Linked DNA regions of Mus musculus: region 2 is linked to region 1. A link is a loop called in an ENCODE intact Hi-C map of the cell type or tissue named here. Cell type or tissue: left cerebral cortex. All regions are shown on one strand. Links, peaks and the distances in the headings refer to the core of each region. The heading gives the core; the rest is flanking DNA. Region 1 overlaps Srgap3 (SLIT-ROBO Rho GTPase activating protein 3). Region 2 overlaps Srgap3 (SLIT-ROBO Rho GTPase activating protein 3).

Region 1 (16,457 bases), core at 4,630-12,629:
TGATAACTCCAGCTGTGTCAAGTTGACACAAAACCAGCCAGTACAGGTTTGGTTTTGTTTGTTGGTTTGTTTTTGTCAACTTTTGTCAACATAAGCTAGAGTTACCTGGGAAGAGGGAAGTCAACGGAGGCAGCCTGTAGGCGAGTCTATAAGGCATTTTCTTGGTTAAAGATTGATTTAGGAGGACCCAGCCCACTGGGGGAGGAGCCACCTCTGGGAAGGTGGTCCTGGGCTACATAAGAAAAGTAGTTGTGCTAGGATACATCCTCCACCTGGACTTGAGACTTGGGTCTGAATCCTCTCCTGCCTTTAGCTTCCTGTCTCATATATTCACTATCCTACCTAATGCAAACCTATATGCTCGGCAGAGCGCCAGAGTAGAAAAAAAATGAGAGAACAGAAAGTGTTCCTACAGTAGTAAAGGCCAACACGGCACAAATGTAGAGCGTTAATTAGAATTGTTCTCAATATCAGCATTTAATGGAAATCAAACAATGATAGATATATTCCCCCGAGAAGAAGCTGGGACAGACTTAACTCCTTACGGGGCTGTCAGAGTAACCAGACCTCCCAACGATCAGGCACGTGGTGATCACAGAATCCTGGGAACTGTGTCCTGCAGCAAGTGGGGCAGCAGAAATGATACTGAGGAATCCTAGTAGAGAGCTCCAGTCCCCTTGACTGTAAAGTAGAGGGACAGAATTTACCATGGTGGGTACCAGTATGGATCCAGGGCATATGAAGCACTCAGCACACAGCACACACTTGATGGGTGTCATCACTGGTAGGTGGGAAAGTTTAGTGTATTTGACTGAGCATTTGACTGAGTCAGTTAGTGACTGCTGTGTAAGCGCTACCCTCACATTGAGTGGAACAGAAAACCATCACTGTTTCTTATTACTCACAGGCCCCCAGGGTATGCACATCCTCTCTCCTAATCTCTTATAGGAAGCTATTCTTTGCTGATACAGTCTGAAGAGGGATGACAGTACCCTTGTAACTAAGGGTCATAGGTATTCCTATTCCTACTTATAGTTGTCTGCCCAACTCTTGAGCTACTTTAGGGTTGGCTCAATTTTAAGGATGGATGATCAGTCAGTCTCAAGATGTTTGCTCTCCTGAGGCTGAGAGGGTGCACATAGTGCAAACTTTTAGCATCATCCAGCATCCATTATATGAGACAGGTTGTGGTGAGAAATAGCCCAAAGAAATGACTTGAGAATAGCCCAAGACAATGCTTATCTCATCCTTGCCTCAATCCAAACTTGAAGACAGTCCCAGTCTGGGGCATCTAAGATGGGAGGCTAACACATTCTCTTGCTTGGGGCTGCATGGGTTGGAGAGTTTTGCCATTCACAAACCAGTTTATTAAACAGATTTGAGTCTGAAGCAAACATTTCAGCCATACATTTTGTGTCCTTGCCAGTCAAGCAGTTGAACAGCTGAAGTTTGCCCTTGGTGCAAATTTTGTGCCTCAGAGTTAGAGGTGCAGTTCTGTTATCTGTTAAGTTGGAACTGACTGGTTGGTGATCGTTTTATACAATCAGGCTGTGAGTGGCTTCAGAGCTGGAGGATAGAAACTGGGTCTCATCCACCTGTGTCCCCAGCAGCTAACTTGGGGCCAGGCACATAAAAAGATACTTGTTGGATGACAGGCTTCTAATTTGGGGTTCCAAGATGAGCATGGTTGCTATGACAGGTAAATGGATTGCAGAATGTGTATTAAAATGTAAACTTCTAGAAGGTTCCATAGCCAAAGAGCCCGGCTTAGCAGAAATCACCACACAGTGGGTTGTGGTAGTCAAAGACCCACGCACAGAGACTTACATGAAGAACCACCAGAGGGCACTTCAGGCCCTGAAGTCTGCAGCAGGTGGCTGAAAGACACTTTGTAGATAAGGACACCTGACCCAGCCTTGGGGCCATGAGGATACAGTGAAAGTAGGCGTGAGGCACATGAAAAATGCACGACTTGGCAAACAGGTGGTTCAAATCCTCAATCCTCCACTTCTGCGGCTAACCTTTGTTGTGCAAACCACTGCTCCTTTGACTGGTGCCTGTTTCCTCACTTCTCCTGAGAGTTGGGCATATACAAAGGTGTCAAAACTTTCTCTAAGTCATCACTTCGTCACTCAATTAGACATCACTTTCAAACAAGTGCCTCCTCCTACAAACTTTCATTGTTTGGGATTAAAGGTGTGTACTAAGGTCCTGTCTGTGTGTCTGTATTCCAGCCAGAGGGATTAAAGGTGGGTGGTAAGTGCTGAGCTGCACCACAACTGGAAACAGAGTTCTTCACTCTTCAGTAAAGAACACAACCTCAGTGTTCACAAAGGGATCGGATATCCTGCAACACTAGAGTGTTTTCAGGGAGTCTGATGGAAGAGGTGTACAGACAGAGTGGACTGAAGGAGGAGAAGGCCACTCCCCTGGGTGTGTCCTTATGCTTGTAAACAACCACAGACTATGTTTGAGAAAAAGTTAAGCTGTTTTATTTCACAGGATAGCTCCACATCAAACCAGCAGGCACCATCAGAATACGCAACAGAGGATCCAATCAGACACTCTATAGGACGGGCATTTTGGTCATAAGGTAGAGAAATGATACCCAGAAGAGGGCAACAGTTAGCATCACATGGGGACAGGCAACCAGCAATTTCCTAGGGTGGTTTCAGTTTGTTTTTCCTGTCATAATTTGGGGGAAGAAAGAAAGCAAAGCAAACAAAACAGACCAGCCACTCTGAAGCAATCAGAAGCAAACCTATTGCCAAACCATGTAAACAGTCACACTGCCTGGAACGAGGGCCTGGGCAGCAGAGCTAGCCTCGACCCACATCCATCAGGGAAGGAAAGTGCAATCTGGTGGTTCCACTTCAAGGAACAGCTTTGTGATTTGCCTGGGACAGTTTGCACAGAAAGGAGTTGTCAGCAAAGGACTGCAATAGCCATTTGGCCAGTCCCAAAGGATGGGACAACAGTATGCTGGCAGATCAACTTTAAGAGGTCAGGAGGTCTCGGACTGACAGTGAAGTCCCTTCTGGCAGTTCCCATGGGTAGCTTGGAGTATGTGGAATTCTCCACTTGGAATTCATCTCAGTGGAGAAGAGACCCCAGAGAACCACAGGGAAGTGAACACGAACTGTCAGCCTTAGCTCTGCACAGCAGAAAATCAGCTAAGCAATGCCTTGGTTCACCCCTTTCTGCCTTTTCCTCCCCTGTCACACCTTTTCCTCCCAGTACGACAGGACCCACTACCGCAGCTAGAAATGACACCCCACTCCACCCCTTTCTGGGTTTTTCGGAAGAATGAGGCATTTGCTCTAGTGTGGAACCATCTGGAAGAGGAGAAGTTAGAAACAGAAAGGCTGAGAGGGAGGGCTGTTGTGTTAGTCCTTGGAGAGTTTTCCAGCACTCGTTCCAAATGTATGTGCGCTGGCCACTCAATGATGACCAAGTACCAAGTCACGATATGTCCTCTGCATCCATGCCTCCTGAATAAGAAAGGGATGCACCCAACAAGGCACTCTAGGAGATGCCAAGGAAGGGAACATCTGGACAGGCTTCTCTCCCACCAGCTCCCCTTGCGTACCACACACCAGTCTAAAGTGTTTATAAGGCAGATCTCTGAACTGCTGGTTCCAGCCAGTAGCCAACGGATGGCTCCATTTCCCTGTGTCTCTTTCCGCTCCGATTTGATTTCTTCATTGGATATAAACCTTTCCGTTCCTTAGGAATCCGTTTCCCTCCTGATCCCTGGTTTAGTGACTTCAGAGAAAAGACTCCCTCGTCTTAATTCCCACGCCCACAATTCCCTCCAGTTGTGTGCTCTGTCCGGGGGGGCTCAAAAGGCGCTTCAAGGTGAGAAGTTAGCACTGAAGAGAAGGAAAGACGACAGTTGTTCACAGGATCCCACAGCTCAGAGCAGCTCGACGAGGACAAAGAGAAGGAGGGCAGGGAGGGTGAGTCGGGTTGGAAGCTCGGCTTGTTCTCAAATTGATCGGAGAAAGGTCTTTAGTGGCAACTGGGCCACACGGTGCCCAGGAAACTAGACCAGGAATTAATTGTCTTTGGTCAGTTTTAATTAAATGAACATCTTGCTGGTTCATTCCTAAAACAGACTGAACACTAGTTATACATAAAGACAAAAGGCTTGACCTCGGGGTAAGTTGGAGGTTAAGAAATCATTCCATGAAGCCAAAATAAAATTTTTTAAATGCCCGTTATAAACTAACTGATCAGTACAGCTCTCAATAATGGTGATGAACATTGGTAGACACCACTTCCCCTTGTACGCTTGGCTATATTGAGGACTACTAACTATGTTACTACACCCCCCACCCCAATCACTGTACAATTAGGTTTCTGGTATTTGTTTTTACATCGATCTATCTACTAGGTGCAAAGATTTGGTGAGTGGCAATGGCTATAATGTAATTGTAGCCTTCATTTTAAAAAATTACAGTTTCACATTTTAACAGTTACTTTCCAGCATTTAACAAATACAGCAATATATAGTGGACTAAAAACAGGCAGGAGTCAGAAGGGAGATGCTCACACTAGATAGACACCGATGGGACTGAGTTGGGGCTGAGTTGGGACCTGGGGGTGGCTGAGACATGCAAGGGGACCAGATGAAGAAGTGTGTTGGGGATGGGGGTGGACAGTGCTTTTCCATTTGTTCTGCATCAAAGCTCAGATTGGGGGTTGGAAGAGCTGGGGACTCATCTGCCATCTGTGTGTGTGCTTCCCTAAATGTGAATTCATCAGCCACTTGCCAATGGGGGAAAGATAGATGCTTAAGGAAAACAGCTGAGGCTCTGCTCTTGGGACATTTGGGGGAGAGGCAGTAAGGAAAATGAAATAAGTCAACCCAGAGACAAATCTGCACAGCGTAACTGGCAATAGGTGTGTCCGGTAATAGATTTGTAAACTCAATTTTGCTTCTATCTGGTATCCAGGCAGAGAATATTGCATTTTTGCCTGGGAGGTGAGTGGACTTAAAAATCTGGAAATAGCCCTGGGATACAAAAAAGAAGTCTTATCTCCCGGATGCATAGCAGAGATAGCAGATTCCTGGAAATGAGGGCTTCCTGAGCCCAATGCAGCCCACTAGGCCATCTGGCATATCTTGTGCAGGTCCCAGTCCTCCCACCCCCAGGCCTTACTGTCTTCAACTATAAAATGGAGATATCTTTATGTGCTCAAAAAACAGAGGGCCCATCACAGCAGGAGTTGAGAGGGAAGGGGAGGCTTGATGGTTCGGGCATCTTCCTGGCATTCTCATTTGGAGCCCATTCTTGATTCCACAGTGTACTCAGTGCTGATCGTACAGGCAAGGCAGAATGGGTGATTCTCCCCACACTCAAGGACCAATGACTCACTAGGTCCCTCCCTGGGGAAGCGGTCAAGATTCCTTTCAATGGAGGACCCAAGAAATGGTGGAAGTAAACCCAAAGGGAAGAAATGCCAAGGATGGCACTTCAAAGCATCTGTAGGTGACAGGAGTGGTGTAGCTATGGGTCACAGGGCTCCTGTGGGGGCTGTGACACAGATTCCAGATTGTGGATTGTAAAACTTGGAGGTAGGCAGAGAACCAGCCAGTGTGTGTGTGTGTGTGTGTGTGTGTGTGTGTGTGTGTGTGTGTGTGAGAGAGAGAGAGAGAGAGAGAGAGAGAGAGAGAGAAGAGGAGGAGGAGGAGGAGGAGGAGGAGGAGGAGGAGGAGGAAGAGGAGAAGGAGATATCCTTGGTTGGTTTGGCATGCAGAGGGAGAGTAGAAATGGTCCCACTAGGATTTGATTCGCCTGTGGTGCATTATCCAACAATTCTGGAAATATCTGGAAAATGGAGACAACAAAAAAAGCAGGTAAAACGGAATCAAACAAGAGCCATGCAGGAGGCTGCTGTGACACTACAGAATCACGTACCTTGTTTCTACCACCATGTTTGTCTACATTAACTGCTTTAGAAGGAATGGAAGAAGAGGAGGGGAAGGGAGGGTGAGGAGCACTGCCGTTTTCATAGCATCCCAGCCTACGGTGCTTCCTAGCACAGTCCTCCTAGGATGGAGGCCAAGGGATGGCTGGGCACTGGAGGCTCCAGCGGGGAACAGAGTGTGGACTGCTCTCAAACAGACATGATGTGACTGAATGCCTCCTTGCCCATTTAGTTCCAAATCTGACAAAGCATAATCAGTAGAACGAGGAGGAAAAAAAAAACCATTAAATATTTTGAAGATGAGAGAAGTAAAACTTGTACAGTCAGCACAGATTTGTCCCTACAGCACGTGTAAGGTTTGAACTACTCCATACTACTGTTTTGGGTTTTGTTTGTTTCCTCCTGTTCTCCCCCACACCCCCAACCACAGCATCTCACCATCCTGAGTCAGTATACAAACTCAAGGGTCTTCACACCAACTTCCCCTGTGCCTTCTGGGGGTACAGTTGACCTTTGGCCTCCGGGTGACAGGGCAGGGTCTCTAGGGGGGTGGGTGAAGGGTTTTCTATGAAGGGTTCCCCACCTTTAGGGGCAGCCTGCTTGGGGGTACTGCCTGCCCCACCCTTCCTTGAGGGGCAGACAGACTGTTCTGGAAGGCCACGACTTCTGGAGACAGCTGGAGACTGTTTCTGGTTTTGTGTCTCTGCAGGTTAGTGGTATATTGCTTCGTTCGCAGTTACTGTGGGGCCTCTAAGTTCTCCCAGAGAAGTCCCTGCAAATCCCACCAAGTAAGAGTGGGAGATGTTTGGTGGCATGGGTCTGAGGTAAATCTAAGTTTCATAAAAAGAAAAAAAAAAGGAGCGTCTATATACAGTTAGCATGTGTGTATGTCCAGCTCTCTAGTATATGTATATAGATGCATAAATATATATATATACACACACCTACAGACACATACGTACACATATGCGTATATATGCATGTATTTATATACATACACATATATACGTATGTAGAGAATATCGAGAGAATAATTTTCCAGTGACAATATGAGAAGCTGGTAAGCATCTGCCTCAATCTTAGGAAACACTGTCCTTGGGACTGATCTTGCTCCAGCATTCCTTGGCATGTCTGTTTGCCTACAAGAGGTCTGTGGCATTCACATGGCTGAGCGGGAGTTGCAGCTAACGCCTGGGCCTCTGCTCTCCACAGACATACACCCTCCCAGGCTGACCTTCCAGGATCTGCCCTCCAAGGCCAGGAGATCCCTGGGAAGCTAGTGGAAGCCACTAAGGCCACCCTAGGCCTTGGTGTGCTGCAGTGGGCCATGGCAGTGTCACCAGTCCTGCAGGTCACATGGTGCCAGACTTGTCCGAGGAGCTATTAGGGAACATCTTCTCCGTGGGTGTCACTGCCGGGCTGCCCACACCTGAGCTGCTGCTGCTGCTGGATCGGTGCTGAACCACAGGTCTGACCGGACGCATGGGGGGCGGACGCAGCTGGGCACCAGCCAGGCGAGCTGACAGGGCTGGCTTGAAGGTGGTCATCATCTCCGTCGATGAGCTGCTGCTTCGGCGCATAGCAGCATCAGGGTCTCGGATGACAATGGTGTGCAGGGGGCTGGCGGGCTCTGAGCTGATGGGGCCTGGTGGATTCTTCAGGGGCTCCAGGGTGTCCAGCACCACATCTGGTGCCTGCTTGACAGTGTTCTGTCTCTCAAGTTCCCGCAACTCATGCAGAGCGGTGCTCATGGTCTTCTCGATGTCCTAGAGGGCAGAGAGGGCTCTGGTCAACACAGTGTCTTCAGAACTGCTAGCCAGTTCAAGACTTTCCAGAGGATGTTTTCTGGAAGCCCTATGGCCCAGAGGGAGATCAGACCCCAAGGGCGTCTTGCAACCAACTCAGGGAACCAGCGCGAGCATTCATTCCCTGTGCCTGCCCTGAATAGGAAGTCACCTTCATAAAGGCAGATCAAGTTATGGCAGGCAGACAACATTCAGTCAAAAAACGGACTCTACTACCGCCTTATTATGGAGCTGCATTGACCACTCTGAGCCTGAGAATTCTCACTGGCAAACTGCAGACAATTACAATCCCTCCCTCTGAGGGTTGATGGATATATAAAATGATCGGGACCTTGCATGGCACCTGGCACATAGCAAGCACTCAGAAACAGTAATAACAGTCCCCGCTGCAATGATACCTAATGCTGAACACTTATCCAAAGCTTTGAATAATTTATCGATAAGGTAGAGACAACTATTACACACATAAGGAAACTGAAGCTCAGTCTAGTCAAGTCCCTTGCCCAGGGTCACACAGCTAAATAACAAGACAATGCAAGTCAGAACCCAGGCAGTCTGGCTCCAGGGTCTCTGCCCCAGCCATTGTGTTATTGTTCTTTTGTTTTGCTAAAAAAAAAGTCCTTCATCTTAGAGGTAGAAAGATGGCTTAGTGGTTAAGGAAACAGGCTACTTTCCCAAAGATCCCAGGTTCAATTCCCAGCACCCACACAGTGGCTTACAACCTGCTGTACCTCACCTGCCTCTGTGGGCACTGTGCAAATGTGGTCTACAGACATCCATGCAGGCAAAACACCCACACATGAAATAAAATGGAAAAAAAAAAAACAAAGTCTTACATTTTAACACATATGGGTATCGAGAGAATTCATACTCCACCCTACCGAATTATATAACTGTATACCAGTTTTAAAATAAAAAATCATTGCCCAAAGGGAAATGACTCTCTACAGAACATATACCGTGCATCCTAGAGTGACAGGAAGACCGCTTTCCTCCCAGTATTATGATCTAAAAGGCTCGTGTGGGGAAAATGTAGATGGCACGTCATTGTCTCTGCAGCCTCATTAAAAAGAGAGTACCTCAGGAGTCAGAGCTGTGGCACACCTCAGTGAGCTCCTTGTCTACCAATCCAGGGCAGGGCTAGGGCTGAAGGCAGCACTGACTAGAAGCTGAGCAAACTGGGCAGACACCAGCCACTCGGGACTGCAGCCCACCCATCTGTTGGAAGCCCACACTCACTGGGAAGATGCAGTGAGAGGATGGACAGGAGGAAGCTCTGCCAATTGCCAGACAGTGGTCATCCAACTCCTCAGAGTTCACGTCCTTGTTCATGGGGCTTTTAATGGGGCTGCTGCCGTATCCAAGCTGATCTGACCCAGAACCCACAAGAGGGCACAAGGGACCTGTCTTAAAACCTCCACTTGCAGGTGCCATGTGCAATCTGAGCCATGCTGACTGCTAAGGGATACTTGTTCTTAAGCAGTCCGAGGCCAGCCCTGGAAGAAATGCATGGCTCTGGGGAGACAGATGGGGCTGGAGCCTGGAGATACTGAAGAGGCCTCTACCTACCAGCGTTCTTCATGCTCTCCATGGATCTGCAGGCATCCTCCTTCCTGCCAGACTCCAAAGTTTCCCCAACCAGCCTCTTGCTCACCTCCCTGTGCAAGTCTATCCCATTTGCTCTCTATATCCTGCTAGTGACTAAAACCAGTTTTATGCCTCCCCTTTATGATTAACTCTTTGCATGCTGTGCTGGCAATTTTAAGAAGGAATCTTTGGGAGTTTCTTTATTCAGAGGCTCAGTTGTAAGTGACTCCGCAGGCAGGACTCTTCTCCCTATGTATTGTGCAGGGTCACCCCAGCCTCTAGCACTGTTCTGGGACTTAGTCTCCTATTGTCCCCACAATCCCTTTTGTTTGCTCTAATGTAACGGGAGCTGAAAGATAAAAGTGTCAATAACTAAGATGAAATTTTCTCATCTCCCCATCCCCGGTAGAGTGTAAATGGGAAAGACAGAAAGCTCAGCGAAAGGTGGGCTGAAGGGTTTAGGCTGCAGCCTTGCATTAGTCTGATGAGGAATGCATAAGTCTGCCAGGTGAAGCTGCAGAGAGGCACTGGGGACTGAGGGACACCGTGGGGAAGGTTCTCATTTGTCACTTCCTCCCCACTTCAGATGACAGTGCTGCACATTTCCATAGCAGCCTCGTTACCAGAACTTTAATTCTACATTGTTCAGGGCATTTGGAGACCAGAGAATCTAGGGTGAATCCATCTACTATTTGAGGTTCTCCATACCACCTCCCCTTTGACTCAGAGATGAAGTTGAACAAGTAGGTAGCTGGCCAGCGTCTTCTTGACTGTTTCCACCGTTTCCCATGAGCTTCAGTTTCACTTCCACCGGTGAAAAGCACTATCCAGTTAGAGTGGGTGTGCACTCTGACAATGTGCATAGGATTGCTGAGTGTATTTCTTAGACTAGGCTGACGAAGTGCTCCCCAAATAAAACTAAAGAAGTCTGGCAATGGAATACACTCTGTTCTTGCTGGAGATCCACAGTGCTCAACAAACTATTGCAAAGCTCTAAAATGTCTTGTCAATACACATTTCTACTTAGAGTACCACAGCATAAATGATGCTAACTGCAGAATACCCCACAGGTATCTCATAGCAGTCTGCGATGTGTTAGACACAGTGCCCCAGACTGCATTTGAATGGCCATGTAGAGCGCCTCAAGCCAGCTTTATGAAGCCTCTGCCCCATTGTGACTGGCAGAGTCTTTAGAAGATTCTAGGTGCTAGGGGGATGGTTCTCAAGAGATTAGCCTTCAAGGATAGAAGGTCAACTTGGCTGTCTCCTTTGCATGGCCCATGCCAAGGTACTGACCCCAAGTACTCTCTGGAAGTAGGCATCAGTACATGAGGTAGAGGCCACGTGTGGAGTTCTAGCTGGTGGTGCATTGCTTCCAGTCAGGGGATTCTCTGAGGATCTTCCCTGGACTCTTGTAAGGACGTGCTCAGAAGCTCACAGGCTAACCTCAACCCCTTCTGAATGGTACTCAAAGGCCATTAGCACAAGAGATTTCCCCTCAACCTGCAGGGTCTCTTGGGCCCCGTTATCTCTTAAGTGAGAGATAGCATCAAGAGAGGTGTGTAATGGACCGCTGCCCCAAATTACAGCTAGGGCAATAACAATGGAGACTTCTGGGAATGCAATATCCAAACTAGACATGACCAGTGACGTGAACTGGTAAACAATGCATTGTGCTGTTCATCTGGCCAGTGTGTGGGGGGGAATCAAACAAAAAACAAAAACAAACACAAAAAACAAACAAAAACGAACAGGAAGTACTCTAGAAGAGCCTGAGCTAGTCTTCCATTCTGCTTCTACTATTCAGTCCTGCCCATCTCCTCATCTCCTCCCAGTGCATTACTTCTAAACTGTAGACTCTCAAAATATGATGTAACCCCTCCCCCCACTTATTAAAGATGCCTAGCCTAGCAGCCATTTCGTGTCGGCAGTTCTCTTTAACTCTAAGCTCACATGGGCAGGGCCAAAGTGCATCAGGTCTCCACTGTACTTCATCGAAGGTGATGGATGTCACCCAACAGATGCCCAGTCAAGATTCATCACTAAATCAATAGAGTCATGAACAAAGGACGGATGCATGCATGGATACATGGATAGATACATGCATGGATACACGGACTTAATCATAGCATCTCAGGGAGAGGGCTGCCATTGTCCCAGTCCCATAACCCAGCTACCCTCTCTCCAGCCTGAACACTGGGGGGGGGGGTGTCTTCCAGTCTTTCCAAGGGCCATAGCTAGTGGCATGGAAAGGAAGCCAACTCATTGTCTTGTCTGACTCAGTCTCAAGTCCCACCAAGGCCACTGTGGTCCCCACTCTGCACTTCCCACCCTCTGTCCCACTGGGTGTCTCACTGGCCTAAGTGTCTTCTGTGGGGCCCTTACTTCTGCCAGGGCCTCAGCCTCCAGGGACTTGTGGTCCCCTAGGCTGCTGTGTCGCGTGGAACCGCAAGTCGACCTCATGGAGAGCCCTTCTGTCAGCGCCTTCTTGTCAGGGTAGTTGATACTGCCAGCGCTCCCGAAAGTCGCCATCCTTCTCTTCTCAGGGCTCTCGATCCGTCCCCGGCTGAGGGGGATTTTGTGGGGGCTGCTGGGGCAGGCAGCAGCTCGGGGTGGCGTGTCTATGCTGGGACCCAAGCCCCGGGGTGGGCTGTGTGTGTCGCCCCCACTTCGGCGCCTGGGGATGGCTGCTCCGTCGGACCGTAGTCGCACTCTGCAAAGGAGCCAGGGGCAGGAAGTATGGGGCAGAAGTCAACCCTCGCCAGTCTCAGAATGTACCAGCCAACCCCCATGCTACAGCTACACAGGAATCTAGAGGAGCTAGCACAGTGAAGCCTCATTCAGCCAGAATGAACACTTTAGCAATAAAAGGCGGGCTCAGACCTGTGACACCTCCCCTAAAGGGGAGGAGTAACCTGACCCAGGGAGGAATGTGGAGAGTGGGAGCCAGGCTGGCCATGGCAATACTGCAGACCCTAAGGTCAGTAGATTCTAAGGTCAGATCGGGGCAGGAAGATTCCAAACTGGAAATGCTGTGGCCAGCTCTGGTCATATATAGTTTGAAGCCTTTCAGATTCTAGCTGGTTTGAAACACTGAGGCTTGACTGTACCAAAAGGCCACAGTAAGCACAGGAGGGGACCTCTAGGAACAAAACACCTGTTCACTGTTGTCACCCACCAATGGAAACCAAGTCGTTGAAGAGTGAATACATCATTTTAAACTATGCTTCTGGTCTATGGGTACCTTGTCCACCTCCAGTGCTCTACTGGTATAAAAGGGTATGAGCTGCTTATGAAGGGAGGGCACAAGCCTTTGACCCATGTCTGCCACAGCTTTCCTGTATTCTCCCAAGTCCATCCGGTGAATCAGCTACATCAATGAACTATCATCTCTCACCTGCCCACATCTGAGTGGGTTTAAAAATAACTTAAAGATGGCTCTGTCCTATGGAAGTCCCCTAAGATACAGAGGTCTTCATGAGGGGAGGGAAGAATGGGATGCTGGGAATGGACCAAGTTCCATGAGACTGGTGGCAATTCAAACCCTCTGACCCCAGCAAAGCTAAGCAAGCCTGGAGGTGGCCCAATAGGACCAAAGCATAGGTGTTGGGGAGGAAGAGGCTTTTGAGAAAGAAAAGAAGAAAGATGAGCGAGGCAAGAGGGGAGAGAGACAGGAGATGATATGGCCCTCCTAGGAGCAGGGGACCATGCCATTCTCATCGGTGGACCCCAGTCTTTGACTTCTCTGTGGACTCTATCATCCTGCAGTGTCCAAAGCCAAACTGAATAGACTTAGCTCTAAAAAGAGCCATCAGGACCTCAACTAAAATAAATTCTTGAGTATGCTCCCATTGTATGCTGACACAGGTGGCTTCCAATCTCTGGAAAGACTGGGTTGATTACATGACCCTTCTGCAGCAGGGGTGGGGGTGGGGCACACAGACTTGACATTCCAAGAGAACCCGGGGTTGGGGGTGAGGCAGAGTGACAGGCTGTTAGCTTTCTCTCTTGTTCCTGTTCCCAGGAGGACTTGCACAGCGCCTTGCTGGCAGAAGGGTCATGTGATGCAGCCCAGCCTCTGTGAAGAAACTGGCAAATCTGCTCCCACTAAACAGGTGGGCGGAGTCGGGTATCAACTTTCACTGGCACAAAAGGAGGTGTGAGCTCTCTGTTTAAGTGGTGTGTTTCAGGGATGGGGGACTGTGGGAGCTTTAGATCTTTAAAAATGTTGTATGACAAATCACCTCCAGCAGAAAGCTGGAAGGATCCGGGAGCTGCTGGAGAAAGGAAGAAAAGCACTCGCCAACTTCTCTCTCTCTCTCTCTCTCTCTCTCTCTCTCTCTCTCTCTCTCTCTCTGTGTGTGTGTGTGTGTGTGCGCGCGTGCGCGCGCGCGCGCGCGTCTGCCTCTCTTAGTACTCAAGACAGTCTTATTGCTCTGTCTCTCTCTCTGTGTCTCTGTCTCTCTGTGTCTCTCTCTCACTACTATCATATTAAATTTTCAAGACAGTCTGACTATGTGGTCAGGCTGGCCTATGATTATTATTTAAAATAAAAAAGTTCTATGAGCCCAGCATATGTCTTCCTCCACCTTCTTCAATGCCCCTCCCCTCCCCCTCAAAGCTGGGTGGCTCACACCCGAGAATCTTTGGGTCCTTCCAGCCAGCCCACCCAGCTGTTCCCAGGGTCGTGGCTTGTAGGATCAAGGTGCTGTAACAGCCTTCTCCTCCCCTTCCTGCCCTCTTGCTTCTCCCAATTCAGACACAAACAAGCAAATGGGTACTAGTGAAACAAACAAACAAAAATGAACCCATGTTTCCTACCGGCCCATCACCCCCCCAAAGCCGTAATCAGAGATGTGCTCTGTGGGGGACTGGAGGTCATTCTTGGAAGAGGCCTTGTCATCCAGCAGTGGCCCACTGCTGGCCTCGCTGTCAGCCTTTTGGCTCAGGCTATCGGAGAAGGCATCGTCCCTGGGGAGGAGAGAGACAAGAGTTGGAGGTGGTTCTCATGCTCTTGAGGAAGGACCGGGATGCCCAGAACTCCTTCACAGCTGTCTGCACACACCTATGGCTATTCCAGCAGCCCAGGGTGAACACCTTCCCTCCACACACACCCACCACAATGCTCGCATAGCCAGGCTTGCTAGCAGGTGGCTCCCTTGTAGTCTACCCCTATATCTCTGTTTCTTTATCTTTTACTAGCTTGTTCTTTTAGACCCTTTCAATGATGGAGACAGGTTGAAGAAATGGGGGTTGGAGTCTGCAAGCTGGGTGTGGGATACTGAGTGCTGAGTCTCCCAGCATAGGGTGCTGTATGCTGAGTTTCCTATGGCTCCATACAAGGTGGTTCAGAGCCAAGCAAGCAAGGAAGGGCCACTTCAGTCCCTTATCTCCCTATCTGCGGTACAGGATTCTTGTGAGGTGGCCCATGCTTTTAGGGGTGCCCTGCCAGTTTCCCTCTATAGCCTTCTCCTTCCAGTGACTTGCCCTTGCTGTCAGAGGTCTGTGGACTCCAGGGCTGCCAGTCGGCCTGCTATTACAGCATCCCCTTTCTCATTCACTTGGCCTTTGCACAAGCTGAGAACCTTCTCTCCTGCATCACAATATAGGCTTAGGATTCCCTTCCTGTGGAGCTTAGCTCCATAGCTACTACCAGGACAGGCCAGCTCTGCTAAGCCTGTCCACGCTGGAAAGGAATGAGAGAACCCCAAACAAAGTGTTGATTTCTTGAACTTTCTGGGCAGTGCTGGATTCTTAGGATGTGTGGCTTTTTTTAACTCCTTAAATCATTACAAATGACATCTGTTTAAAGGAGACCAGGAACATTTCTTTTTCTCCACCCCCTTTGAAGGTCACATCTGGAGTAAAGGACTAAGCGCCTTTAGGGTTGGCGAGCTGATCACCGGCTACAGAAAAAGCTCAGGAGGGATACGAGAAGACTGTGGGATGCTAATGACCATGGTGAGTGATAACCTAGATGTGGCTCATGGATTTGGATGGTGACCCCAGACCTAACACTATCTCTGTATCATTGGAAGGATGAGAAACATGCATATTTCTTCTGTGGATTTCCACTTAAAGGAAGTTAGAAAAAATTCTTAGAGATTATCAAACATATTGAATCCGGAAGAACAAATTCCCAGTATTCCCCTTCTACTGCTCATTCCAGACATCACTAATCTATTCCCTCATTCTTCACAGAAGGCCCCAGTTCTCACTCACGTGTCCTGTACATCTATTCCCCTTCCACTGCCCATTCCAGACATCACTAATCTATTCCCTCATTCTTCACAGAAGGCCCCAGTTATCACTCACATGTCCTGTACATCTATTCCCCTTCCACTGCCCATTCCAGACATCACTAATCTATTCCCTCATTCTTCACAGAAGGCCCCAGTTATCACACTCATGTCCTGTACATATATTCCCCTTCCACTGCCCATTCCAGACATCACTAATCTATTCCCTCATTCTTCACAGAAGGCCCCAGTTCCCACTCACATGTCCTGTACAACTATGTACTGATGAGGGATGAGTCCATCTACACCGTTGTGGCGGCCCTCCCACCAGTCCTCTGAGGCACGGTGATACAGGAGTAGTGAGGCCCCTTTTTTGAAGGATAGTTCACGAGGGGACCGCCCCACATAGTCAAACTTGGCGATGGCCTCAATCTGCTCCACTTCTAGAAGAAAATCAAGAGAAAGAGCATCTGTGAGGTCTTAGGGGTGGCCGGTGACTCATGCAGCCTTAGCTTCAGTGAGGAATCACGGGCGGCAGGCTTGATGAACACATGGGCTGGGGCTCAGGGCCCCTGCGCGCCAGGCTCAGACTCCTTGATCTTAGGCAAGCCATGCAATTTCTCAGAATGTCCACTGAGTACTAGGCTCGGTGGCACAGACCTGCAACCTCAGCATTCTAGAGCCCAGGGTAGGAAGACTGTGAGTTTGTGACCAGTCTGGGTTACATAATGATAACTTATTTCACACACACACACACACACAAAGTAAATAAACAAACAAATCTAAAATGTCCATAGGGAGCTGGCAGGCCAGATCCTTGTTTTCTGTTGCATAATTACTGAAGCCAGTTTGGCCAGGTGTGGTAATGCACACCTATAATCCAAGCATTTGG
Region 2 (16,457 bases), core at 3,870-11,869, 200 kb after region 1:
AAATAGCCAAGAGGGTCACAGAGACCAGACTGGGAGGGAGAAGAAATGACCACGGTGGCTCAGAGGAAGCAGCGAGTGCTCCTCACCCACACCTGAAGTTCTTTCCCATGAATCAAGCCAGCCACTGTGTCAATGCCCCTGGGAGAAGAAGAGAGGGGAGTTGGCCCAGTGGTGGCAGGATACACCCTCACATCTGTGAGAGAACACTATGGGGCTCTCACCTTTGGGTCAGGAGGCCAAGCTAGTGTGGCTTCTCAGCTTGTTCCTAGGGCCTGGGTTCCACTGCATTGCCGATTTCATTGGTTTCCATGGGATTTAGAGTAGCTCAGAGCATAGCTTGGACTTCAGATGTTATGAGGGATGTCAGTCCTGTAAGAGGTTTATCAGTGTACCAAAGAGCCCAGAATGGTTCCCTTCTCTAAGAGACGATTCCTAGAAAACACTGCTCAGTAACAGCCTACAGTCCAGAGAGTTAGACTGGTCACAACCAACCTAGAAATGAACTAGGTGGAAGAGGCCACACTAATGATTTGAATGTGAAATGGCTCCCAGGGGCTCATGGGAACATATACTGGCTGGTTTTATGTCAATTTGACACAAGCTAGGGTCATCAGAGAGGAAGGAACCTCAAATGAGAAAATGCCTCCATAAGATCTGGCTGTAGACAAGACCATTTTCTTAGTTAGTGATTGGTGAGAGAGGGCTCTGCCCGTCGTGGGTGATGCCATCCCTGGGCTGGTGATCCTGGGTTCTATAAGAAGGCATGCTGAGTAAGCCATGGGAAGCAAGCCAGCCTGCTGTAGTGTAGTGTACTGTACTGTGCCTACTGGACGGTAGGCAGCACTCCTCCATGGCCTCGGCAGGAGATGTCCTGACTCCAGGGGCCAGCCAGTGGGTTACTGTAGTAGGGATTGTTGTTTTCATTTACAGATGGGGTTGGGGTGGGATGAACTAACCCCACAGCTCCAGGACCTTCACCCTTTCTGCCTGTCTCTATGAGAAGCTACAGACCTCAAAGATGCCCCCCCAAGCCCCCAGAAGCTAACCATCCTCAATGGAGCCTATATTGACTGTTCTTTCACCATTGAAGATGCTGCCCAGATTGTGAGGCCATGCCCCCAACAGCTGCTGATTTAAATGCATCGTGGGCAAGGCTCGCCTCCCTCACCGCGGACAGCAGGCATCTAACTTGATCACTACATCCCCAAACAAGAGCTGACTCCACACGGACACAGATGCTGCCCTTGACACTGGGCTTAGTGTTTGTATCCTAAAATGCCAAGCACTGTCCTTGTGTGTCAAGGCATTCCAGGCATCTGTGCCAAGGCAAAGGTCACTAAATTGGTACCAAATCTCAAGCCACATCCGTCACAGACTCTTGAGACGATCAGCTAAGCGTTTAGCTGGGCTGGAGTCCTAAGCCACTGAGAAGACAACAGGAAGGTTTTCTCAAGAGAAGTTGGCTGGAAGAAAGGGGAAAGACAGTGGTCACAGTTCCTTGTCAACCTGCTGCTGCCCCCTACCCCCACCCAAGTCCACTGCTCATTTCCAGGTGTTCTATCTTACTCTGTGGTCCCATGCCTTCAAACTCCACCTAGCACCACTCTGATGGCAATGCATGTCCTTTTGTCCCCAGTGTCTGAGTCTTGTCCCTGAAATTCCCTAGCCCAATGGCCAGGCAATGCAGCTGCCAGACTGGACTTTGTCTTGCATGTAGCAGTCACTCTGTCTAGAAGACCCTGCTAACATGATCACTGTAGAGTGGGCCTCTTGCCATGGTGCCTGCTTTTCCTGAGTGCATTTCTCATTGCCTTCTAGAGTTAGTTAACAATGCTTAGCTCTGGCCAATGGCCCTTCCAATTTAAACCTTCTGTCTAGAGTCTGCTTATAGGTACAATTAGAGATTTACCCTTCCAATCTCCCTCATCAAAACTCTGTTTCCCAGAGCCTTTGGAAATGGATACTTGCTGCAGAAAGCCTTCCTTGGGCACACATCAGTTGTACAGGACTATCCTCAGACCCACACTTCCACCATTTTTGGTAGCTCTGCTGGGCCTTCTGTCAAAAGATCACCATATTGGGCCTATTGGCTGTTTACTGTCCCTCATAAAAGGAGGAGGTATAGAGACTCATGGAGCCCTCAGGTAAGTATTTAAACACACCTCTCAAGGACTTGTGTGCAATTCTGCCCTAATTGCACATGGTCTTTGGGCAGGAGCCAGAGGATATAGATATGGAAGGACGAGGTAATGGGGCTCCATCTATGCAGCCCTGAGGAAGCCATCATGCCTGTGGGATGCAGATCTTCCAGTGTAGCTACTTCAAGGTCACCTGTGTCCCTGACTCTAACTCATCACTCACTGCTCGGTAATGAGGCCTAATGAATTCGTTCATTCCTTCAGGTGAGCTTTGGTTTACTTGCACCTTAGGAAGAGGGGTAGACACTGCTTAAGTCTCTCCCAGGGAAAGAAGTTTAGCAACGACATCAGAAAGAAGTGAACTCCTAGTGCTAAAGACATACCAGAACCATTCATACCAGTGAAGATAAATCCTCCAATTGCCCATCAAGAGACAAGGAAATAAGGAAAATTGGGTGGTTCATATTCACATTAGAAAACCATATCACAATAAAAAAAAATACTGCAGGCCTGTCGTTTACAACAAAATGGACAGATCTGGTGGGTATTTTGTTGAGTGAAATACGCTAGGCAAAGAAAGACGAATATGGCATGTTCTCATTCTTTTGTGGAATTTGAGAATATCATTCTCAGAGAAAGAAAACATAGTTACCAGAGGCTGGAGAGGGAGACTAAATAGAGGATAAAGGAGATTGGTAAAGTCACAGTTAGATAAAAGCGACAGGTCTTTGTGTTCTTCTACACAGCAGGAGGACTAAACATCAGCAGTTGTTCTAAAGCCTCTGCTTGACCACATGTTGAATGTTCTCATCACACAGGAATGCGAGTTAAAATGACAGGTACACCTAGAGTGGCCAGGTATCCTAGTGAACTACAACACACTACATGCATGTTCTGAGACACCACACCGCATGATTATCATGGGTAACCCAAAGGTGAAATTAAAAACATGAAAGTTTCAGGCATCAATGGGAGGAGAGGTCCTTGGTCCTATGAAGGCTCGATAGATGTCCCAGTGTAGGGGAATCGAGGGCAGGGAGGTGGGAGTGGGTGGGTGAGTGGGGGAACACCGTCATAGAAGCATGGGGGATGGGGGGAATGGGATAGGGTGTTTCTGGGAGGGGGGAAACCGGCAAAGGGGATAACATTTGAAATGTAAATAAAGGAAATAGCCAATAAAAAAACCATAAAAGTGTTTTAAAATGATGTTCCTCAACACAACCTCTTGAGTACACTCAATGTCTTCAGAAATTAGTTCCTCACCTCCATTACCATCATCTCTGCTGTCTGATGAAGCAATCTAGAACACCCACCAGTGTCCTTACTCCTAAGTGTTTGCTTTATTTCCCACTAGTCTATAAACATGGAAGCAATAGAAGAATTCCACTTGACTTTGCATCTACTCTGTGGGGCTTCCTCTAAACTGCCTGGCCCGCCATCAGGGTAGGAGTCTGGCTGATGTACTTCTGTCATTAATACAGATCAGTGGTATAGCAATGGGATCAGGGTTTACCTAAGCTGAGCCAATGAGATTCCCTTCACTAGAGGAGAGGGAAAGTTAGGGGGCAGGAAAGAGAGGTAGAAGCGGAGGTCTTAGCGGCAGTGGGCAAACACTGTCTACCATTTGTGGGATTTAAATATAAAACCAGATGTTTTCCTAAGAAAGAAGAATGAAGCAGATGTGAGGAGAGATGAAAACAATGAGGACAAGCATGGTCCTGTTACTGGGAGCAAAACAGGAAACCCTAGGACCCCAGTTCCTGGTGCTAGGCTGTCCTGGGGCCATCTGCATTTTATTCCCTGCATTTCGCAGGGCAGCACACAGCCATGGAGTAAATTCTCCTTGCACTGCCAACAGCTCCTGCTAATTCTGCTGCAGATAGTCTAACTTCTGTCTAAAGCAAAGGCACACACTAGGTGTTCTGTGAACTCCAGGACACTGGGTGACTATATTCCTGATTCATTGCCACAGGCCCAGGCCGAGATTCCAAAAGCTCCAGGGAGTCTTCCGGCTGCTCTCTTCCACTAAGCACTTCGAAATAAAGACCTCTAACTAGGTAGTTTCCCCATCAGTCACCTTCACGCTTAATAACACAAATACCAGTCACCCAGATGCCAGCTTCCATACAACACCTTCATGCACCTATGCACATATCAGGACGTTGTGCAGCAAGCACTGTGGGCAGCTAACTCCCACCCCACCCCCATCTTCTGCTCCAAAGGAGCTACAAATAATGAAAAAGAAATATGATTCATAGTCATGAGCCCAAAGACATCTCTGTGACAGCATTAGGCAGTCACGTACCCTGAACGAGGCACTCAACCTCTGACACATTCATCCAGTAAAGACACTGCCACCCAGACCAACGGATCTGAGGGCAGAGCATGGAGTCCCCGTCTAGGCCTCTGCCATTTAGAGCCGCAGTAGTGTTCTGCAGAATGTTTGTTCTAGAATGGCTGTGGGGATGGCAAACCCAGCTCACAAGTCAGCTTCGGTCCCCAGCTTGTTTTATAAATAAAGTTTTACCGTACACAGCATCACCCACTCATTTTCTCTACTGGCTATGGATGATTTCGCAGGACTATATGGTCCACACAACCTCAAATATCTACTATCTGGCACTTTTCAGAAGTCTGTGTGTCTAGAGGATGCTAACAGGCATACAATAAGGACAAAAATGAGTATATAAGTTAGCAAGTTCAGAAAACAATCAATTAAGTAGATTTCTTTTTAATATTTTACATATATATTATACATTTGCATAGAGTGTGTGTGTGTGTGTGTGTGTGTGTGTGTGTGTGTGTGTGTGTGTGTGGTGTGGTGTGTATGTGCAGACAGGCAGGCTTGAGGACAACTCTGTTCTCCCTCCATGTGGGTCCTAGGGGTCAAAGCCAAGACATAAGCAAGCAGCTTTGCTCACGAGCTACTCCACTGGCCCGAGCTACTCCACTGGCCTGAGCTTCCTATCCTCTAGGACTTGCCAGCACCATTAAGGGATAAATAAAAGGAATCTCTCAAGAGAAAACTCACTAGAGTGTTTCCTACACTCATCTGATCAGAGAGCCCTTGACTCGGTGACCTCTTAAAGGGCCAGTGACCCAAAGTCTAAGGAGGTCCTCATCTGTCAGCCCAAGACCAAAGTAGCCCTGAGATACTGCTGGGAAGTCAAGCACACAGAGAGGGATGTGCTGTGCGGTCCACAGGCCATGTGGCAGCTGCCTTGCCTGCCTCAAAGACAGACTATCTCCGTTTACCAGCAGCCTCTGAGAACAGACACAGGCTTCAAGGAGTCATCTGCCTGTCTCCAATGACCTGCTAGTTGTGACATGCCCCTTGGCCTTCATAGAAAAGTGCATGGTGGAGGGTTAGCTTGCAGGCAGGCTGTGCTGTGATTTCATCCCTTTCCATGAAAGAACATCCCATCAGTGTGCCTTTATGGAACGCCTGGATGGCAGACAGGGACGTCTTTCCCAGGTTTGACTAGCTCCTCAGGCTGCCCAGGAATGAAATGGGCTCCAGAAGTTTCCTCGTGCAAAATCATTTCATAAGCTATGCCGCTCCGAAGGGGCCAGGTGCTTCTGACAGCTTCCTCAACCACCCCACAACAGACCCCTCTTGGTACTCTCACGGTCAAGTCCATATCTTTAGCCCTTCCACATAATATCTGCAGCAAAGATGGGGGTCTTGTCACCAAGTATCACCCAACCCGATTCATAGAAAATTCACTTAGACGCAAGATGTCTCTACTTTCTGACTGAGACCCATGGACATGCCTAGGGAAGATTGAGCTGGTCAGAGAGAAAAGGTCAGAACTCTAAGAAGCAGGATGTTAGTGTTAGGATGTAATTTACAAGCGAAAGGGCTTATCCACTCTAGACTGCCCTCAGCTAATTCTTCTAATAAATCTGGAGACCTGTGGGAACTGGGGCAGAGAGAAGCAGGAGGAAGGTAGACACAGAGGAGATCACAATCCACTCCACCGCAACCCAGACAACTAAGTAAGTTCTATCCAAGCAGGCTGGATGGTGGTACCTGCTCATTTGTACCATCCCTCCCCTAAGACCCCAATATCTTCCACATGCCAAGTGCTTATGGGTGCCTGGTTACTCCTGACAACTGCTGCAGTTCACAAAATCTTCATGCCCATGGAAGAAGGATCCTCTGATGCTCCACTCCTAACACAAAGGTTAGGCTGGGGCTGGAGGGATGGCTCAGTGGTTAGAAGCCCTGGCTGCCCTTGTAGAGGACCAGGACTGAGTTCCCAGTGCCCAGATGGCGACTCACAACCATCTGGTGCTCTGGTTCCAGAGGATCCAATGCCCTCTTCTGGCTTCTACGGGTGGTGCATGCATGTGGTGTGCAAACTGCCCATAAAATAAATAAATAGATAAACTTTTTAAAAGTCAAGAAAAGCAAAATGAGAAATCAGACTCAAATAATGATTCACACACACACACACACACACACACAGACAATCCAAAATGGCTACCACACAGCTAACCTGTGGACAGTCAGATAAGTTGACCTATGTCTATATTTGAAACAATCAGACCACTTCTTTAATGACAAGCCTGAGAACGCTGCAAGAACTGACTATACCAGGCAGTGTTAGAAGGTGCCCCAAGAACTTCAAAATCCTAAGCTGAACAATTTTGGTCTAAAAATTAAAGAGATAGACACAGACAGAAGTCCAGTCCTTTCCATCATGGAGCAGAAAAGCTGACTAACAAGACTGAGGTAGGCCTCGCCCCCACTGGACTTCTGCTCTGGATTAAGTTCCTGTGATTGCTGCCACCAGATTCCAAATCTTCCCAACTCAAGCCAACTCTTCCTTAGCCACTCCCAGATCCCGGCAGCTTTAAGACAGGCTCCGAAGCCAGACTGGATGGCTCTTAGAGGGGGCGGCACTTGAGCAGAAACACCCTATCTCAGTTCTTCTCCTTCTCATGTCGCACTTGAGACACCAGACGTGGGGACAGGTGTCCTATACACCTCATGATGTAGGCATTGCTGATTATATCACTGGCCATTGGTGAACAACCCCACTCCTCTTTCTCTCTGGAAGGTTTAAAAAGGATGGAACTAAAAGTCTTAACCCTCTAACCTGGCCTGGGATAAGATGTCTATGCAAGACTCCTTTCTGATCCAGCAGCCAGCCTAGACCTACCAAAAGACCCAGACATCAGATAACTTATTAGCATACAAAAAATCCTTTGAAAATTCCAAGGATTTTAGAAGTTATAAGCCAGGAAAGAGACAAAGGCCAAATATATACATCTCATTATCACAGTACTTTGTGTGAAATCTGGAGCCTTTAAGCAGAAGCTCCACATACACCCCCACCCCTGTCAGCCCAGTATCTGCTTGAGAGCAACTACATCAAGGCTCTCTAGTCCTAGTACCCTAACCCCTACTAGCTACAGACTCTCAGAGCAAGGACACTCTGCCAGCCCTGCTAAATGGAAGACCACCATCTATGTACAAATGGATAGAGGGATTTGTTGCCAAAGAGGATGCCAGTGTTCTGCACATCTCCAGACCAGCCCCACCGCACACAAGTCCTAAGGATGAAGAGTTGGGTCAATCTAGGAATAAATATTGAGTGCTTTGGAGCCACTCCAAGAATACATGGGATTATTATCTTGAGATGAAATCACTAGGAATTGGTTGTATAGAAGCCACTGAGTTGATTCAGGAGCAGCTAGACGGGCACCCCTCCTCAATGGACTCCCTGCTCCCCACACCATTGAGCAGACAAGCCACTACAGTTAAGGATGGCTCCCTAAATGGGTCCCACACTCCCCAAACTGATCCTGATGCTGTACAGTGGCTACCATGTAAAGTCCAACAGGTACAACGGGTCACATAAGTGGGTAGAGAACGACAGCCAAGCGAGAGCTCAAGTCATGTGGCACCCAACCCTGGCTGAAGCTACCACGCAGCAGTGCCAGGCCAGCGCTGCCAGACCCCTGACTCTTTACAAAGGTGCCGGAAGGCCAGATTTTATGTGAAATCTTCTCAGTTTTACATGTTGGCATCAAATTCGCATTTTTAAAAGACACAGCCTAGGCCAAATAAAACATCTGAGTCTGCACTTGGCCCACGTGCTGTCTGACTCAAAGCTCGCCTAGGAGTCCGGTTTGTAAAAATTACCAGTAATGTATAAAACAGCTCCTGTCCTCTGCATCTCCGGGAAGACTGACAAGCATCCGGAAGTCAGGTAGGGGTGGAGAGAGGACAGTGACTGCCATTGTCTAAATTACTTGGTGAGAAACAGTCGTTTGTGTTCCCATTTTGGCCACACAGCTGCTTCTAGTCAGCCTCTTCAACTCATCCTGCTTCTTCTCCCACTGAGAGCAAGACTCGCAGGCTTGCTAGAGGAAAGGCTTGCCTCTGCTGAGCGGCTCAGGTTTGAACAGCAACCTTCCATGTCACCTAGAACAAATACCCCTCTGAAGCCTCAGTCCCCCACGGTGACAATCTTGGGCAGGGGCATCTCACTGAGCCTCAAACACCTCCTACCCAGGAGAGATCAAGGCTTACTGAGGCCGCCTGCCTGTCTCTTCAAAACAGCTCTAACTGTTAGAAAGATCTTGCAGACACTAGACTTCTATAAACACAGCCCCAGATCAGATTGGGTTTGCTGGCAGCTGCTCCTTGTGACTCACACTGAAAGTCACAGTCAAGTCGAACCTTGAGTCTTTTGCACAAGGACTGTCGCTGAGCCCATCGCTCCACGCTCTATGGCTTGCACTGGACCAGAGGGATTTTTCAGACACAAGGGAGAGACTTTTCCACGTTTTCCTTATTAAATTTCAGCCCACCTACATGCTGCAATGAGGAGGCCCTCTTGCTCACAGGTACAAGCGGAGCACATTTTAAGAGGACCAAGCCCCTGCCACCACCCTGCAGATTCTTGAGGACGAGGCTCTGCATTTGTGATACTTCTAATTGATAACACAGATGGTACGGTGGACCCCTGCCAGTAAACACAACCTTCTCTCTACTTCTCCCAAGCCCTCTGCAGGAGATCATATTTATGGAGTGTTGACTCCAGGTTGATCCATTCCTCCAAGATCAAAGACCTCAGATATCCCAAAGAGCTAAGCAGACAGCAAGGAGTGAGACAGGTCAGTGGACACTTCCCAGTGCCTGGGAAGGGGACGGCCACTATTCTTCCCTCGAAGAATGATATTCTTACTTTGTGTGAAATGCCAAAAGTCTGGATTTTTATGTGAACGCTCCTTTTTTCTTCTCTCTCTCTCTCTTTTTAAAGAAACCCTCTTGGTTTTTAAAGGTTGGAAGTGAATCAGTTTCTGTAAGTGCTACGAAGCCAAAGAAAATATGCTGGTGAGTCTAACTTGCCTGCAATCTGCCACGGCTGCTGTAACTATTCTAAATTTCATTCTTGGATCCAATCAAGCCCTGAAAATCTGGGTATGAACAATAACAGAGTATTCTCAGCTAGTATGACCTGTGCTGCAGACACTAGATAAGAACTGAACCTGGACCGTATTATCTAATCCTCACAAAAGTCCACTGAGGTAACCATGGAATGGGGGAAGACACTAAGGCAGAGAGAGAGAAAATGGACTTGACTAAGGTCAAGAAAGAACTAATGGGCGAATCTGGGATTCAGTCTAAGGTCTCTCTGATTTGAGAGTCCATTGCAGAGTTCTTGGACCAGGCTGTGCAGAATTGTTCTGTTTCTAGTTCAATGGTAAGCAATTGTCACCTTACGTTGAATTTTAATTATCAAAAACATATCACAGGAGCTGGAAAGATAGCTCAGTCAATATAGTGCTTGTCGTGAAAGCATGAGTTCACTTCTCAGCACCTCTGTAAGCTAAGCATGGCAACATAGAGCTGTAATCTTCCCGGAGGGGAAGCAAAGACAGGAGGCACTCCAGGGCTTATTGGATAGGCATCTAACCAAAAAGGTGAGCTCTAGATTCAGTGAGAGACTATGTCTAAAAAATTAGGTAGAGTGATTAAAGATATCTATCTCAAGCTCAAGCTCCCCCCCCCACACACACACACAAATAAAACTATATTATGATTAAGGACACTATCCACCATATCTTTAGGTCCTCAGTGACCTCCAGCAGCTTCAGGTACATCCCCAAACCTCCTCAATGATAAATCGTTGGCTAACAGTCCTTGACCAACACTATCCTGCCCTTGACTCCAGCTTCAAACTCATCCTCAAAGATAAATCCAATGGTATGCTATTGGTGAGGAGGAGACATGTGGAGAAATGAACACCCACTGGACAATCTCACTGTACAAACATCAGAGTGTACCCTCCAGTTGGTGTTGCATGGGACAGGGTTACATATGTGGTCTGTTGTTGACTAACACTTTGTTCTTTACATGTGACAATAATGACGGCATTTCCATTGTGAAATTTTCAAAGATGACAGCAACTTAGAGGCATTTCCTTACAAAAGACATTGAAGTGTGTGCTACACTGGCATGCTATGCTTGTCATGCAAGCCAACCTGGAGAGCCCCGTTTGAGACAGAAAATAAAATAGAACAACTTAGGCAGATGCAGAAGTAGAAATCCAGAAGCCTAGAGAAACTAGGCAGCTTGAGCAAATGGATGAAGCAGCAGGTGCGGTAGAAGGGATTGTGCGCACTGAGATGGCTAATCTTGATTGGCAGCGAGACTCAATGGGGGTAACCATGGAAACACACTGAAGAGTATATGTGGGCATTTCCAAAGGACTTAACTGAGGAGGGAAGACCCACGCTAACTGTGGTCAGCACCTGTCTATTGCTGGGGCTGGTGAAATGGAGGGCTAGACCTGATCCCTGGCACTGAGCTCTCCATGGGTGTCTTGACCATGGGCAGCCCCAGGCTCACCATGATGAACTCATAACCATGAGTCAAAGTCAGCTCCTCCTTAAGCTGCTTCTGTCAAAGCAATGAAACCATAACTAATACAGGGGGCTGAAAGGCCCCTGGCCAATGACAGCGTCCTGTGAACTGGTGGTATCTGGTCACCAATCTGAAAGGGTCAGGGACGTGCAACATGTATATGAAGTTGACACCTCTGTTCTTCAACAAAACAAGTCATTGGCCCACAGACCATCTCTTGCCCAGTGCTTGGTGTAAGTCTGAGGCAGGAGTGGGGTGGAGATGGTATCTGTTCTTTTTTTTTTTTTTCTCCTAGCACAGTGGGTCTCAACCTCCCTGGTGCTGTGACCCTTTAATACGGCTCCCCATGTTATGCTGACCTACAACCATAAAATTATTTTGTTGCTACTTCCTAACTGTAATTTTGCTACTGTTATGAATAGTAACATAAATACCTGTGTTTTCTGATGGTCCCAGGTGACCCCTGTGAATGGGTTGTTCGACCCCCAAAGGAACCTTGACCTACAGGTTGAGAACCATTATCCTAGTGGATCATACACAATTTTAAGACCATGAAGAGAGACAGAGACGTCCAAGAGGCACTGTTTTATCTTTAAGGGCTACATGACCCATCTGCTGGCTTCAAGGCAGGTGCCCTACAGGCTAGAGATGCAGACCAGACCTCAACTGGTTCTCTGTCTATTTCTTCCTGAGGGCTCAGCCTGAGCTGGTTCTAGACTAAGCTGTGAAATGTTCAGGGCAGTAAAAGATCAGTGAGGTTGGAGCAGAGGGGGCAGAGGGTGCTGAACTCCAGTGACCTCAAGGCCAAATCTAGTCGCTCCTCCCCAGATTAAGGTCATAATGAAAGTCACAGAAAGCTATTCACTGAGTTAGCTATGGGTCGCCCTCGTCTGTAAATGTCTTCTGAACGACGATACAGTGTATTGAGCATCTACCATATGTCTGTTCTGGCCTGGTGTTCTACAGCTATATCCCCGTGTATCTGCATCTCTGTGCCTCTTCAAAGCAAGAAACTGAACACAGAGAGGACAAACTTTCCCATAATTAATAAATGGTAGAATTGGAACTTGAGTCCAGATCTCTTAGACTGCAGAGCCTGCATTTTTGTGATTATTAATAAAAACCAGATCACATCATTTAGGTCCTTACTGTGTGCAGAGCACTGCGCTAGAGATTTTATGCATTACATCATTTCATCTAGACAGATTATTGTCTTCATCTAAGAGATGAGGATATGGAGGATCCAAGGGGTGGCAAGACTCCCCAAGTCACACAGTTAGAAACTAGCAGATCTGGCCCACAGCCAACTGTCTTCACGTCACTATCAGCAATCATGCCCCGGACTGGGATGATTTGTTACCATGGTATGAATACAACTGAAACTCAGCAGGAAGTCCTACGTGTAATTTTGAATTTTGATCTTTCTCAAGGCTAGTGATGTGTCGTATGGCAATACTGTTTTTCAATGCTTGGCAGTGGCGCAAAGTCATGGCTCCCTGTTATCACTAGAGAAAACCAACATTCTGCAATGCAGAGACTTCTACATACCAGCATTCAGTAAATTCTATGAGGCACTAAGCATTCTGTTACAACACAGGCTTTGTGCTAGATAATTTTGACCAACTGTAGGCCGCCGTAGGTGTTCAGAACACATTTAAAGTAGGCGGGTCATGGCTGCAATGTTGGTTGGTTTAACTTACCATATTGTTTAACTTATTATGAGTTTATCAAGACACTGAGCCTCGGTGCCAAGCCTGCCTTCGTTGGCATCTTGCCACTCACACTAGATAGGCATGCTCACATCCTTACCCAAGCATCCAATTAAAATCCCAAGCAACACAAAGCTCTTTGGCAGGCTACTAGAGGCTTCACTTAGGTGAAGTATAATGCATCCAAGAATCTGCACTGCCAGACAGTGGTGGTGCATACCTGGGGCTTAAGACTAGCCTGATCTACAGAGAGAGGTCCAGGATAGCCAGGCTACACAGAGAAACCCTGTCTCAAAAAACTAAAAGATAATAATCAGCATGTGTCTAAGCAATTGTGAACCTGTCTAATGGGGCTTAAGCAACTGGTAAGGGAGAGATAAGAAAAACTGCAGGTTTGTGGTGTCACAAGAATGAAGATGAGTGTTTCCAAACCGAGCTTGAGCCTCTTTCCTAACAGCAGACCTACCCCAGGGACTCCACTGAATTTGCTCTAGTGGCCCAATTGCCCTTCAGGACAACAATCATCAGGGTCTTGAAGACAATAGAGCCCCTCACTAGGCCACAGACAAGGCTTCCAACTTTGTCAGGCAAATGGAATTTGGCCCACTTGTGGGAGACATGTTTTTACCACCAAAGTCTGGAGTGAAAGGCCGAGGAGGGCTTTTGTCTGAGGAGCCCTGGGAAGGCTTTGTCCAGCCCTCTGACAGACAAAGATTGAAACTGGGAAGTGTGGTGGGGGGCATTCCTGTCTCTTGGGAGATCTTTCTCCGGAGGGACCAGGATCTGCCTTTCACGAGCTCTTCTCATCTGCTCTCTCCTTCCTGGAAACTGCACAGGCATATGATTGGTTAGAGAGGGAGAGCGTCACTATCTCCTAACAAAACTGGCCAATTACATTTTCCATCCTGAAGTTCCTTCTTCGGTCCCTGCAATGTCATTTCTGCTGAGGACTCAGACTGATCTTTTAAATCCTTTTAAAGAAATACAAGGTTATGTTTTCTAGAAAACAATCTTAACATTTCATAGGATTGCACAGAATTCTTTGTGCTTCCTTTAGAGTTTTATTTTATTTGCCTTTGATAGCTAGTCCAGACCTTATTTTGAATGCCTCCTGTGTGGCAGCTCTAGATACAAGGATTCAAGAATGAATAAAGCCAGGCTCCTGTGTTCAGTGAGCTCACGGGGAGACAGACACATAAACAAGGCCAGTGTAGCAGCAACGTGTCCCGGGGAGGAACCAGACCAAAAAAAAAACAAAAAAAAAAAAAACAAAAAAAAAAAAACAAAAAAAAAACCAGAAACAATGAGCATCGTGTACTCTTCTGTAGAGTTCACTTCTCACAACCACATCATCTGAGCCTCACAACAACTACGATGTAGGGCAGACAGGCCTTTGTTCACAGCCAGAGGTGCCCGATGGAGAACGGAGATGTGGCTCGTCCGAAAGACAGACCAGGAATAGACTGCTAGTCCCTGGCTCTGGCTCACAGCACTTACATAGTCCCTGTCTTAAACCAGAGTTAAAAGATCTGGTGTGGGCTTTCCATTCCTATATCTATCTTATAGAATTCTGAAAAAGTGTATGGAAGGGAGGGAATATTCTCACTATGTGGGGAAATAACAGAGAAATACGATTAATCTCTGCCTTCGTTTTTACAGTATATAACGAAGCACTCAGTAAGATGATAATAACTCTGGCAGACCGTCCTTTCTTTCCCTTCACAGTTCACATGAAGGCTGAGCTTTCTTTTGGGCAGTTTTTTCACTCAATGTCTTGATCCTGGGAGAGGAACTCGATGTTAGAGCCCACATTTAGCATGCACTCACTCCTAGGTTTAATCCCCTGTGGTTCATAATAAATAAGTAATAGGTTACAAATAGATATTAAAGTCCTTATTCTGTGAAGCTTCTGTTTTAAAAAATGATATGCCCTTTTGGAAGTCCACCAAAATTGAAGACTATGAAGGTTTCTTTTCAAATCCCCTTTCCTACTATGTCCTGTCACTGATATCATGTCCGGCTCCCCCCATGCCTAGTCACCAGGATACGCCTCCTATCAATCAGGAAGAGTCATCAGGTCCTTTACATACACACCCAACTAGACAGACATACTTTTTATTTTTAACAGAATTATTAGTAATATACATGCTACAGGTGTTTTTCCTTCCTCATAACTTAATAGTCTATTTAATTATTACATTCCTATTTTCAAAAAGCACCCAGGGCTGAGGGTGTAGCTCAGTGGTAGAGCAGGATCTGTGAAGCTCTGAGTTCCAGTCCCAGCAAGGGGTGGGAGGCGCCTTTCCGCCCCAGGCACTTTAGGAGCTAAAGGCTACCATGCAGACTTGGTCAAGTGCAAGAACCACACTGCACACAACCAGTCCCCAAAATGGCACCAAGAAACCTCTATACAACAGTTATGAACTGTTAAGGTGGAGGACCCAAGTTCCCAAGGAATATGCATTTTGCCCAGAAGCACGAGAAGGGCCTGAAGAACATGCTAGCAAACAACGTGAAGGCACTGAATGCCAAGAAGAGGCCATCAGGGCCCCAGGGAAGCCTAAGGAGGCTCAGTCCCAGATACCAAAGGATCACAATCACAGGGTCCAACAATTTGCCGCTCTCACCACCCCAAGCTTGGGAAGGAGATATGTGGCTACATGGCCAAGGGCCGCAAGGCTCAAACCAAGGCTGAGGCTGCAGTTTGGTTCCCAGTGGTGCCCAGGCTCCTGAAAAGGCACCATAGTAAAAGCCTCCACCTGCCAGTGTGAAGACAGACAAATGGGCATGACCACCCCAACTCGGTATGCAGAGTTCGGCTGTTCTGTTCCAGACTAAGCAACCTGGGAAGTTTGAGATGCAAGTTTCTGTGACCCACCACCCGAGGTTCCAGTGTGCTGTAGGGCAAGAATTCAGACCTGAATTTGTCACATGCGCCTCCCAGTTGTTCCAGAGACTTTGCAGGAGAAGGCAAAGCAAACAGTATGCTGTCCACCGCTTAGAACTCTCTTCGCCAGCAGTCCTGCTGGGAACCTGTGATAGTTTTTAATCTCCTTCTCTGGAAGCTCAGGTTCACAGCCCCAGGTGGTAAATGATGGCATCCCACTTGGTTTAGCTAATATTTTCACGTTTTTTTTTTCAAATGCCATTGTGTGCCAAGGATTGTGCTAGAAATTCTGACGTGTCATTTTAACACACACACACACACACACACACACACACACACACTGTGAGGTAGTGTGACCCTTTCTCAAAAAGAACAAAAAGAACAGAGCAAAGAAAACCTAATGCCTTTCGTCTGATGAGCTTATCCTCGATCTGACTGGCCATGCACGAGCTATGATTCACATCTGTGCAGTGCACGGTGCCTGCATTGTTAACACCCCCCCTCCTTCCCCATTCAAATCCCTCGTGCATCTAGTGTGACTTTTGCCTGATTCTATACACAGCCTCGGTGCTTTTCATCTCTCTGGTTAATCCACACTTTAACTTCGCCCTAGAAACACCTATTGTGTGACTGTATTCACTGTCCTGAGAACATCTAGTCCATTGTCCTCTTTCAGGAACTCTTCTGATCATTCACACCTGCAGTTGTGTTTTCTCCCCTTAGCAGCACTTAATATACCTGCTGATCCCTTAAATATTTGGATGATGTCTGACCCTGTTTAAATGGAAGAATGATTCTGTCTGGGTCCTAAAGAGCTCTGGAAATAATGGCTATGATAT

The links. A loop is a pair of places that touch in the nucleus more often than their neighbours do. Peaks named below come from ENCODE experiments on the same cell type or tissue, not always from the same donor. Only the 100,000 strongest peaks of a DNase experiment are listed, where the experiment ranks them.
Region 2: it touches region 1 in a loop (2.4-fold over the local background); 2 of 42 quality-filtered maps call a loop at or near these places.

Annotation. Positions count from the first base shown.
Region 1 is chr6:112,715,502-112,731,958 of GRCm38, forward strand. It overlaps Srgap3 (SLIT-ROBO Rho GTPase activating protein 3), which reads right to left. Exons shown (of 22, transcript NM_080448.4): 19 at 15,828-16,008; 20 at 14,148-14,297; 21 at 11,712-12,039; 22 at 2,470-7,700. The coding sequence ends at 7,287. It also overlaps the pseudogene LOC108169181. Among named protein-coding and RNA genes, the nearest start is that of Gm26799, 24 kb to the left of the region's middle. In left cerebral cortex, for the core only: no CTCF peak of the experiment used is centred there; DNase peaks (open chromatin) are centred at 4,694, 5,102, 8,919 and 10,194; H3K27ac peaks cover 3,121 bases.
Region 2 is chr6:112,916,707-112,933,163 of GRCm38, forward strand. The region is part of intron 1 of Srgap3 (SLIT-ROBO Rho GTPase activating protein 3); the gene reads right to left. Among named protein-coding and RNA genes, the nearest start is that of Srgap3, 22 kb to the right of the region's middle. In left cerebral cortex, for the core only: a CTCF peak has its summit at 6,478 (motif pointing left); DNase peaks (open chromatin) are centred at 8,287, 8,775, 9,517 and 10,805; H3K4me3 peaks cover 311 bases; H3K27ac peaks cover 3,370 bases.